Regions from separate parts of the Homo sapiens genome. Here all the other regions are linked to region 3. A link is a contact called in ENCODE Hi-C or POLR2A ChIA-PET data. All regions are on one chromosome and are shown on one strand. The core of a region is the stretch at or near the end of the contact, and the rest is flanking DNA. Distances in the headings are between cores, read along the strand shown.

What was found. Hi-C counts contacts between places; a loop is a spot of excess contacts on that map. ChIA-PET counts read pairs that join two places held with the same protein, here RNA polymerase II (POLR2A). Pooled maps may share reads with other maps.
Region 1: a map of B cell shows a loop between it and region 3 (11-fold over the local background). The contact joins the promoter of SECISBP2 here to the promoter of FAM120AOS in region 3. A Hi-C loop is called at or near these places in 6 of 168 maps with a recorded cell type or tissue (B cell, CD4-positive, alpha-beta memory T cell, CD8-positive, alpha-beta T cell and 2 more), 10 of 37 single-sample maps with no recorded cell type and 13 of 50 pooled maps.
Region 2: a map with no recorded cell type shows a loop between it and region 3 (9-fold over the local background). The contact joins the promoter of TBC1D2 here to the promoter of FAM120AOS in region 3. A Hi-C loop is called at or near these places in 1 of 37 single-sample maps with no recorded cell type and 8 of 50 pooled maps. POLR2A ChIA-PET finds 5 or more read pairs at or near these places in 1 of 52 experiments (CD8-positive, alpha-beta memory T cell).

What each region holds. Positions count from the first base shown.
Region 1 is chr9:89,316,578-89,320,209 of GRCh38, forward strand. It overlaps SECISBP2 (SECIS binding protein 2), which reads left to right and starts at 1,923. Exons shown (of 17, transcript NM_024077.5): 1 at 1,923-2,035; 2 at 3,075-3,220. The coding sequence starts at 2,000. It overlaps CKS2 (CDC28 protein kinase regulatory subunit 2), which reads left to right. Exons shown (of 3, transcript NM_001827.3): 3 at 1-126. RefSeq lists an enhancer at 1,573-1,792 and a silencer at 1,963-2,282.
Region 2 is chr9:98,254,365-98,257,827 of GRCh38, forward strand. It overlaps TBC1D2 (TBC1 domain family member 2), which reads right to left and starts at 1,285. Exons shown (of 13, transcript NM_001267571.2): 1 at 809-1,285. The coding sequence starts at 1,177. RefSeq lists a silencer at 1,300-1,349 and an enhancer at 1,520-2,009.
Region 3 is chr9:93,452,205-93,455,756 of GRCh38, forward strand. FAM120AOS (family with sequence similarity 120 member A opposite strand) reads right to left here and starts at 1,377. Exons shown (of 3, transcript NM_198841.4): 1 at 1-1,377. The coding sequence starts at 505. It overlaps FAM120A (family with sequence similarity 120 member A), which reads left to right. Exons shown (of 18, transcript NM_014612.5): 1 at 1-185. RefSeq lists a silencer at 191-370 and enhancers at 1,090-1,219, 1,283-1,577.

The DNA.
Region 1 (3,632 bases), core at 673-3,172, 4.1 Mb before region 3:
ACTGCAAGTAGGTTACTGTAAGATGTTTAAGATAAAAGTTCTTCCAGTCAGTTTTTCTCTTAAGTGCCTGTTTGAGTTTACTGAAACAGTTTACTTTTGTTCAATAAAGTTTGTATGTTGCATTTATCACTGTTTCAAGTTTTTGAGGTATATTTTCTTAATTTGTGACTATTGAAATTTGTGACTATTGAAATTGATTTCAGTGTTATAGTTTTAGCTCTGAGGAAGTTAACTTACCTTAAAGATGATGTTAAATGAGTTTAAAATAGTGCGGTATGATCTGGATACCATTTAATTCACTTAATGAAGAAATTAATTACCAGGGATATGTTTAAACTAAAGCCAAAGTAGATTTTACCTCTTGAATTCCTGGAGAATTGTCTAGAACAGGAAAGCCCAAATTAATACTATCTGGGCTACTTCACTGGCCACTGGTGGTCTTGGGAGAAACCTCTTTTTTATCCTCTTCTACATTTCCAAAGTAGGGATAATGTTTCCTATAAAGTATCACCACATTTTTAAAAGTTCAAAAACACTGTAAAACACCTTTGCCTTTTTAGCTGCTAGGAAAGTGTTTTGGAGTTATTCTAATTAATTGCTATGCTATAGAAACATCTTAAATGAGCAGCCAGCATACATCAGGTCCATTGGTTAAGAAAGGGTGTCTTTACACATGAGGGCAATAAATTTTGAAGGTTGTGATTAGCAGCATCCTAAAATCTACTGCCACTACCATAGGTTGTGTCCAGGGTAACCAACAGAAACATGACAAAATCAAGTAAACTTCATTACACTTCCGGGTAGACCCAATAGTGCTGAAAGGAAGGCGACAGCTACCCCTAAACTTCCAGCATAAATTCCTGCCAGACCAGACCCTAAGGATCACTTCTGCTAGAGGCTGTGTAGTGAACTGAGACCCACCAGGACAGAAATCTGAAAAAACTGGAGCTGCACCTGCCTTACTTGCTTGAAATACTTCGTATTCAATGGTAGAGTTAACGTCTGTGCAAGGGACAGAGGAAACCTACAATTTGCCTCAACCTAATCCCCATTCCTCAAATAGCCTGTTTTGCTGACATTTTCTGTTCCTTAAATCCACTTGCACTTTCCTCCAAGCCTTTGAGTGAGAGGAAAGTTCCTCCTCCATCTATTGAAATCCACTCTGCATTCTTCCCTGTACTTTTGGTCAACCTCCTATCCCTGCCGCACTTTATACATTTCTCTCAATATTTAACGAATTTGCTCTGTGTAGAACTTTTTTTTTCTCGTGAAAATTATACTATTCCATCTCTTGACCATATCTTAGCACTTTTTTTAATTTTTGAAAGAAACCGAGCGATTTTTAAATTATTTTCTGTGGCTACTTCCAAACTTAAGGTTTCTGGAAATTTAGGATACCATCAAGAGTCTTGTAGGCTTTCCAGGTTTGTAGGACCTACAGGGTATGCAATTCCTGTAAGTCACCAATCTTGGGGAAATTTTAGGGAAATGCAGTGGCGGGGGTGAGAGTAATCTCGGCCTCCTCAGTTTCCTTATTAGTAAATCTTTCTCTTCAGGTGACTGCTCAAAGGTCACCTCAGCGAGAGGCCTTTCCAGACTACCCCATCCCGTCCTAACGCTAGACTCGTGAGGCCCAGGGGAGAAAAGTAAATCACGGCCTAACTCTTGTTTATAGTCGCTACTGCCTTGGTGGAGACTATCTCCGATATCCCAGCACTAAAAGGCAGATCCAAGACTCCCGCAAGCTACGGTGGGTCCCCAGCCCAGAGGACTCCTGGGGGTCCCCATTTTCCGCAAGCGCCCCACTGCCTCCACGTGCTGCCCGCGCAGGTCCAGTGCCGCCGCCGCGTACTTCCGGCCGGAAGAAAGGGCGGGCTCTGTCGCTTTGCTGTGACGCACTTCCTGGCGTCGCCTGCGGGGGCGGAAACGCTTTGTCTGTCCGGCAAGCCGACGGCCCGCTGCTGGCCTCCGTGACGCGGCCTCCTCCGCGCCTCGCGGCATGGCGTCGGAGGGGCCGCGGGAGCCCGAAAGCGAGGTAAGGGCCGACGGGGGCTCTCTCGGCAGCCTCAGTCCGTCCGCCTGCCTCGCACTGGGGGCTCGGCCGGGCGGTGACGGGGCTGGTCCAGCGGGCGTGGGTCGGATGCTGGTGACGGCACGGGAGCGCCCTACCGGGTGGCCGCGATCTTCGCGCCCCGCCTCGGGTCCGCCTTGGGGTGGCGGTCAGCGGCTACAGACCCCGCCCACAGTTAGCGCCGCGTCTGTGGTGCGATGTCACCCAGCGCAGTGACTGCGGCCCAGCCCGGCGCTCCCCGCAGTCGGGGCGGGGGGACTCTGGCGAGCTTCCCGCGCTCTTGGGAACGGATAGATTGTTTTAAAGGATCCTGCGTTTTTCTGAACGTCATTCTCCGCTCTACGTACTCAGCATTACCACTAGATGGAGCCCTGGCGATCGCTTGCATCATTTTTAGACCCATAAAATTCTCGGTGAAAGTAAATCTCTTACTACGTCACTAAAAACTAAAGAAAGAAATCTTAGTGAATTGAAATTTCAAAGGCTCGTGGTGATAATATTTTCTAGCAAAGCAAGGTTTGGTATTTCAATAAAGCAAGACTTAGTGGTTCATGAGTAAAATGCATATGCTTTTGTGCAACTTTTTCAAGAAAATGTAATGGAAATAAACGTCTGCAGTGTGTTTTGGGTGCTGTAGTTAAACAGTCCACGTGTATTTGACTGCAGTAGTTGTACTGTGTGCAGTTCTATTATTTCTAAGTGAATCTGTGGTAAAAACACCCTTATTCCAAGATCTAAACTATATAATCTGTGTTGTTTTATTTCCACTTGAATTCGTTGTCATTTTTCACTTTTAATGTTTGAACTACTGCCTTTTCTACAAAAAAAAAAGCATTGGGGAGAAATCGTTAGCAAGCAGGTTCTTGTCTTTACGAGGCAGAAGTTTTTAAACAACATCGGGAACATTTCTGGGGCTATTAGGAACACCTCTTGGGTCTTTTTGTTTGTTTATATTTGCTTGATCTCTGAATGTTTGTGGCCAAAACCTCATATTTTTCCTCAGGGCATCAAGTTATCAGCAGATGTCAAACCATTTGTCCCCAGATTTGCCGGGCTCAATGTGGCATGGTTAGAGTCCTCAGAAGCATGTGTCTTCCCCAGCTCTGCAGCCACATACTATCCGTTTGTTCAGGAACCACCAGTGACAGAGTATGTATCTTTCTAAAAGTCTTACCTAGGGGCTTACATTTTGGATTTAATGGTGATTAGACTTTCAAATACTCAGCAGTTACTGCACTAAAGTTCTGCAGATGATGAGAGAATGCTCTTCAACCAAGAAGAGTCTGAGCCAGTAGCACAACTTAACTGTATCCTGTGCCAAAAACAGAAGCTTTAACTCCCCTTTTTTTTCTTCATACTCATTGTTATTTTCGGCAAAGAAATAGTAGAGACTGCATTGCATTTGTTAATAAGAAATGCAGTTTCAGGCCAGGCGCTGTGGCTCACGCCTGTAATCCCAGCACTTTGGGAGGCCGAGGTGGGTGGATCACCTGAGGTCAGGAGTTCAAGACCAGTGTGACCAACATGGTGAAACTCCGTCTCCACAAAAATACAAAAATTA
Region 2 (3,463 bases), core at 35-2,534, 4.8 Mb after region 3:
TAGGTACCAGGCTGTATTCTAGGTGATGCAATTAATTCAACAATTTGTACATGCCTGTGATGTGTCAAATGCTTACAAACCACCTAGGTTCTGAGAGGTTAAGTAACTTGTCCAGGGTCACACAGCTAGTAAGTAGCAAATGTACAATTTGAATCCAAGCCCGTCTGATTTCAAAGAATGTGGCCTTTCTACTGCTTTAGGCTTTCTCAGTTACACATGATGATAAAACCTACCCCTTGCTGCTGATAGGAAAACAGGTTTAAGCATGCCTAGATGAACAATCTAGGCTGATCAGTGAAACCTAAGTGTTTATTTTCCTAATCCCTGCCAGTCTCTTCTCAGCATTCACTGACCTTGGCCAAAATATCAAGAAACGGGAATCAGAATCCTGGCCTTGAGAGAGGATTGCAAAGACCATATTTTGACTTACTTAGGTCCCAGGTAAGAAAGTTAAGGTAACTGCACTGTCAGGCACACCCAAAAGTAAAAGTTTTGATTCAGCACTGAGAGGTAGAAAGACTATGGGATTCCAAGCTACCCTACTCTCTAGACGCATGGACCTCGAGCCAGTCCTTTCATCTCCCTCTGACTCAGTTTCTTGATCCGTAAAATGGGTCTGTCTTCCCTGCCTTGTGGGAACCCAATGAGGAAATGGGTGGGAATGCACTTTGCAAAGCACAAAGTTCTTGGAACTGTCGTCACCGACACTCCAAATTTACTGTGTCCACCTCACACTCGCGCCCAGCCTTGCCCTGCGAAAAGGGGACCTCACGCCGCTGGAAAGGAGAAAGTCGTTGCAGGAATTTACCTTCAGGGTAATAACCCGGCTGGGAGTCTTGATTTCGAAGATCCCCTCCTCAGCGTCCGCCTTACAGTCAAACACTGCACTGGAGAGGTCGATGCTGTCCAAGGGATTGGCATCCTGAGCGGTCCGCGAGTAATACAGCTGACATTTCCTTTCGTCGTAGAAGAACCAGCGGGATTTCCAGCCCCGGATGGGCCCTTTGCCGCCGAACTTACTTAAATACCCACAGAGTTTCTTGGGGACCGCCTCCAGGGACCGGGCGCAGTCCCCCGATTCTTCCTCCGGAGGCGGCACCTGTGGATCCCTGGCAGACTCTTCGGACCCAGGGGCAGAGGAGCTGGACTCCGGGGCGTTCTCCCCAGCGCCCTCCATCGCTGCCAGCCGGAGACTGCGGAGGGACGAGGGGTCCGCGGGACCACCAGGGACAAATCTCGGAGACTCGGCGGGCAGCTTCCCAAAGGGAGACACCTGGGCGGGGGCGGGGCCGACGGCGAACCCGCCCCCAGGAAGCCACAGAGTCGGGACCGGGTGCGGTGCGCGCGCCTCAAAGATCGCAAACCCAGGTTACGGCGGCTGGCCACGCCCCTCCACCGCCAGGCCACGCCCCCGCAGCGCTCAGTCGGCTCCCTGCAAAGCCCAGCTGCTTCCGGCTTTTTCTCCGCGCCAGTCAGCCATCTTTACTGAGGGCAGCCGTGCTCCCTGGCTTCAGGTTAAAGGCGTGGTGGCACTGAGTTAGGTTAACCGCGGGCAGAGAAGCCTGTCCCTAGCTACACTTCCCTGGTAGTTCGCATAGTCACCTAGAAAGATAGTGCTTTCTTGCACCCGATGGGCTGCTTGTTCCCTCCCTGTGCCGCGCGGGGCACCCTCGGACGGCGCATCTCGCGGCCATTGGCTGAAAGGAAGACCGCTGGGAGGCCCATCTTCCGGCGTCGCCCGGGCAGCGCGGCTCCGGAGCTGTCTGCCACTCTTCTCCTGGTGTTCCTTCAGCCCCGTCAGTGACGCCGCGGACGGCCTTCTTATCCCTCGCCTGACAGCAGTGGCCTCCCCAGCTCTCTGTCCTGGCTCCTATTCGCCTCCTGACAGCGCTGGTTGTGTTGCTTGGGGCGCCCAGGCGCGGCCGCTGCGCTGCGGAAACCCATGCCACTCCTGGGTCATAGTTGGGTGCAGTACATTTATTTTTATTTTGTTATTGCTATTATTATTTTTAGAGACGGTCTGGCTCTGTCACCCAGGCTGGAGTGCAGTGGCGCGATCAGAGCTCACTGCAGTCTCCGCCTCCCGGTCTCAAGCCATCCTCCCGCCTCAGTCTCCCGAGTAGCTGAGACCGCAACTGCGCACCACCACACCCGGCTAATTTTTAAATTGTTTTTTGCAGAGAGGGGGGTCTTGAACTCCTGGCCTCAAGCGATTCTCCTGCCTCGGCCTCCTAAAGTGCTGGAATTACAGGCGAGAGCCACCGCGCCAGGCTGTTTTGTAAATAAGTAAAAGAATTTAGGGTTTGACTAACTTGCTCAACTTCTGCCTCATTTTACCTGTTTCCCCTTAAACTTCTCCCCTTCCCTCCTAAGGCGCATTTCTCCATTAGGGTTGCGGAGCCCAATTGCGTCCAGCTTTCTTTAGGAGCTTCTTTCTGCCTTTCTCTTGCCCTTTGTTCAGCCTTTCCTCTTACTTCATCGTCTCCCCCTCAGCCGTCGTTAACGAGACCCTCATGCACACTCAGTGATATTGACAAGAAGCAGGGTGGGGGTAAAGGCGAGGGCTCTAGAGTCTATTTGCATAATTTTCAGATTCCCACTCTGCAATACTGAGTGATTTGCTCAACCTAAAAATGGAGATAACACTTCTTCCTACCCACCCCCGACCCGCCGCCAGACAACTTTACGGTGAAGCTAATGAAATTTATGTTCACTTGCATGGGTCGCTGGGATTTGTAGTCTAACAGGTGGGGAGTTGCAACCAGGGAGCATTTCTCCTAAATGCCAGAGAGCTCTTCATTTGTTATAATTTACAATTTATTTTCTCATTCTAAATAACCATCGTCATACCTAATTTTGTGTTCATAATTTTGTAATTTTTTAAAAATCAGAAGGCCCTTAATGCTGTTTAATTCCAGTCCCCACAAAACCTGGATCTACACCTGTCTACCCTTAGAGTTGTTTTGATAATTAAATAAAATAATATGTGTGAAGCTCTTAGTACAGAATGTGGGACAAAATATTTCTTTTCTTTTCGAGACAGAGTTTCGCTCTTGTTGCGCAGGCTGGAGTGCAATGGCGCGATCTCGGCTCACCGTGACCTCCGCCTCCCGGATTCAAGCGATTCTCCTGCCACCGCACCCAGCCAGTTTCTTTTCTTTTCTTTTTTTTTAATTTTTTTTTTTTTTTTTTTTTTTGATACAGAGTCTCGCTCTGTCGCCCAAGCTGGAGTGCAGTGGCATGCTCTCCAATTCCCATTCTCCTGCCTCAGCCTCCCGAGTAGCTGGGATTACATACACGCGTCACCATACCCAGCTAATTTTTGTATTTTTAGTTGAGACGGGGTTTCACCATGTTGGCTAGGATGGTCTGGATCTCCTGACCTTGTGATCCACCGGCCTTGGCCTCCCAAAGTGCTGGGATTACAGGCATGAGCCACAGTGCCTGGCCCCATTCCTGATTT
Region 3 (3,552 bases), core at 127-2,626:
ACGGCGCGCTCGAGAAGGCCCGGCTGCACGAGTGGGTCAAGCGGCAGGGCAACGAGCGCCAGACGGCACAGCAGATCGTCAGCCATGTCCAGAACAAGGGCACCCCGCCGCCAAAGGTCTGGTTCCTGCCGCCCGTCTGCATGGCCCACTGCATCCGCCTGGCGCTCATCCGCTTCCACGTCAAGGTGAGGCCGGGGATCCGGGCGGGCCGGGGACCGGGGCCGCGCCGCACCCCTATCCCCCTTCCCAGGGCGCAGAATGTCGCCCGGCCGTGGCGGCGCTGGGGGCAGCGAGTTCCCCCAGCCCTTGCCCGGGATAGCCTGGCCGGGCCGGGCTGCAAGATGGATGGCCGCGGGTGCAGGCCGCGCGCTGCCCAAGCCCGTCTCCAGCTGTCCCTGTTCGGGGTCCGCGGCCGCGTGGGGACACTTGAGGGCTGGGAGAGAGCCCCGGACCAGAATTCGGAGGCGACAGTGTCATCATCCCCAATATCCTTAGTTTTTCCCATCCTATTTGAGGCGGGCAGGCTATCACTCACCTTCAACTTTGACAAAATACTCCCTTTTCTAATTTAGCCTGTTCTTTCCCAGCAACAGGTTCATCTTGGAAGCAGGCAGGATACAGAGTAATAGAGGGGGTTTCGCCAGAGCCCTTGGGGGCTGCAAATATCAGTGCTGCTGCCGCCGCCCTTGCCAATGTTGTTAGCCCGGTGACAGCGAGACGTGTCTAAGGGCCAGTGCCCTGGCCTCTACTTCAGAACGCAGTGCCCTGTCCGTGTTCCTCTTAGTACAGGGTGTTTAGAGAATCTTTCTATGGCTTTTTGTGTTAGATTTCAAAGACCCGTGCACTTTGACAGGATGGGATTTTGTCAGTTCTGTGACTTCACGTCCGTGTGAAAGAGGTCTTTAAGGCAGTTCGGTTTTGTAGATCCCATGCGAAAGGAGTCGCTCAAAATCAGGGGGCGAACTACGCGGGCGTGAACTCGCAGGATTTATTTTTCGGGTGCACAGTAAGTATTCAGTGACCTTCAGCGGTGCCCTGACGGGTGGGTAATCAGAGCTCTATATCACCGGCCTCCTCTGGCCCTTTGGCAGAGGGCTTCGCAGCTGGCACTGGGCCAGAGGAGAACTTCAGGACCCAGCAGTGACTGTGAAGATAAGCACATCCATGATCCTGGACTTCACGTTCTGATTGCTTGCTTTTTTCATTGGTTTTCTTGAAAACAAATTTTGGGGGCCTTTTTGTTGTCTTAGCTCTTGACACTCGGTCTTCCATCTTGTCATTTGACATTTCCTTGAAACTGCTGGAGCTGAAAGTTTGTGAAATTCTGTCTTCGCGGTTGCCCCCACTGCCCGCGAGGAGATGGTGGTAGTTAAGCCTAAAATGATAGCGGAAGTCCCACCCACGATCCGGTTGCAATTGGTGAGATGGTGTTTAAGTCGTGGGTGGAGGCGGCCGGCAGAGTCCCGATTGGCCCCTGCGCCTGGCAGACACACAGCTGCCATTCCTCAGGGAAGTTCGGGTGAGAGGAAGTGCCTGCCTTTTAATTTCTGAATCGGAGCCTGGGGCGCTCAGGGAAGTAAGGTGCTGCCATTTGTCTGAAGCGATCCATCTCCCTAATAGAGCGTAAAAGTGTTCATAGTTTAGTCTTGTTCAGAGATGGAAAAGACTACTTAAAAGACAGGATGAGCTGCACTGACTTGCCTTTGGTAACCGCACAGCTCTCTACTTAACTAGTCAAGCGACTTTCAAGGGAACACTGTGAATATTACTTAGGATTAGAATCAGTATGTATGCATATGGTCACTGTATCTTTAAAGAACTGTTGAGTTCTTTTTAATTCTACAGTTTCTTTATCTTTGCACCCCTTTGAATGCCTCGCACACCTAGTAGGTGCTCAGAATTCAGACCAATGTGTCAGTGTTAGGAAACTAGATTTAAGCTCCATTTAAGATCGTCTTTTTCACTTAGGTTTCTGGACACGGGATAATGGGATAATTTTGTCTGTATTTTGCTTTTGCTAAGCTTTTAATTATTGACCTAGGGTCATATTATAGTGCGAATTGCACAAAATGAATATTGTAATAACTCAATTACTTGGTGGTCTCTTAGCTGGCAACCTTACCTTTTTGAAAAGTGCCTAAGAGATTTAGCTACTAGAAATTTCTCAGCAACCAAGCAAGATGTCAGGAAGTTTGGGTACAGTGATGTGGGGGGTTGGCGGGTGTAGGGGGGTGCTTTTGCTTTCCTCACTGAAGAATCCTTTAAGCTCTCTCACTCATGGACTGGCCTCTTTTCATATGTAATTCTAACAAGCTTGGTTATCTATTTTCTAAACTCAGCTTGAGAAGAGGATGAAGAGGAGAGTCTGCCAGAGGCAGGAGCACCATTAATAGCAAGAAGTGACAAGAGAGATTTAAAAAGCTATAAAAAGCAAACATAATTCTGGGGCTATTTTAAGAAAAGGAAAACAACCCTATGTACTTCCTTGGTCCCTGAGGGTAGTACAATGTTTATTCTATAAGGATGATTTTGAGTCATAAAAATTAATATTCAGCATTCTCTGTTTAAGGGATTGAAACAGTGTATACCATTTAATAAAAGATACCCATAAAGTGGTTAAAACGTTTAAAACCATGATATCACTACATGCCTATTAGAATGGCTAAAAGAGAAAAAAATATGAGCAATACCAAGTGCTAGCAAGAATGCTGAGCAACTGGATCCTTACACATTGCTTGTGGGAATGCAGAATGGCACCACCACTCCAGAAAACAGTGGCACTTTCTTATAAAGTTAAACATACATTTATCATACGATCCAGCAATTCCACTCCTGGGTATTTTCCTAATGAAGACTTTTGTTTGTGCAAAAACTGGTACTCAAATGTCCATAGCAGCTTAATTCATAATAGCCCAAACGTGGAAACAAAGTATCCTTTAATAAGTGAATGGTTAAACTACAGTATAGCCATACTATGGAATACTACTTAGCAATAATAAGGAAGGAATTGCTGGTGTAGGTAACAACTTGCATGAATATTTAATTAAGGTTTTATACTGAGTGAAAGAAGCCAGGTTCAAAAGGGATGATTATAAAACTATAGTGATAGGGACCAATTCAGTGGTGCTGAGAGTAGAGGAGGGGAAGGATGTACACATAAAGGGGACAGCAGGAGAGATCTTTGTGGAGTGATGGAACTGTTCTGTATTCTGATGGTGGTGATGCTACCATACATTAAAATCAGAACTATTCATCCAAAGTAAATGTGTTAATTTTATCATATGATAATTTTTTTAAGATTAAGTAAAAACCACTGGCAAAGGAATTGACATGAACAATTCAGTATATATAATGTTGAGTAAATGAGACATTTATAAAAACTTTAAGCATCTTATTGGTGCTTTCTAGTGTTTTGTAAATTGGCAGAGGGGCATAATTTCCTGTTACCTTTGCTTAGAGAAATCTTTTTTTTTTTTGAGATGGAGTCTCACTCTGTCTCTCAGGCTGGAGTGCAGTGGCGCGATCTCGGCTCACTGCAACCTCCACCTCCTG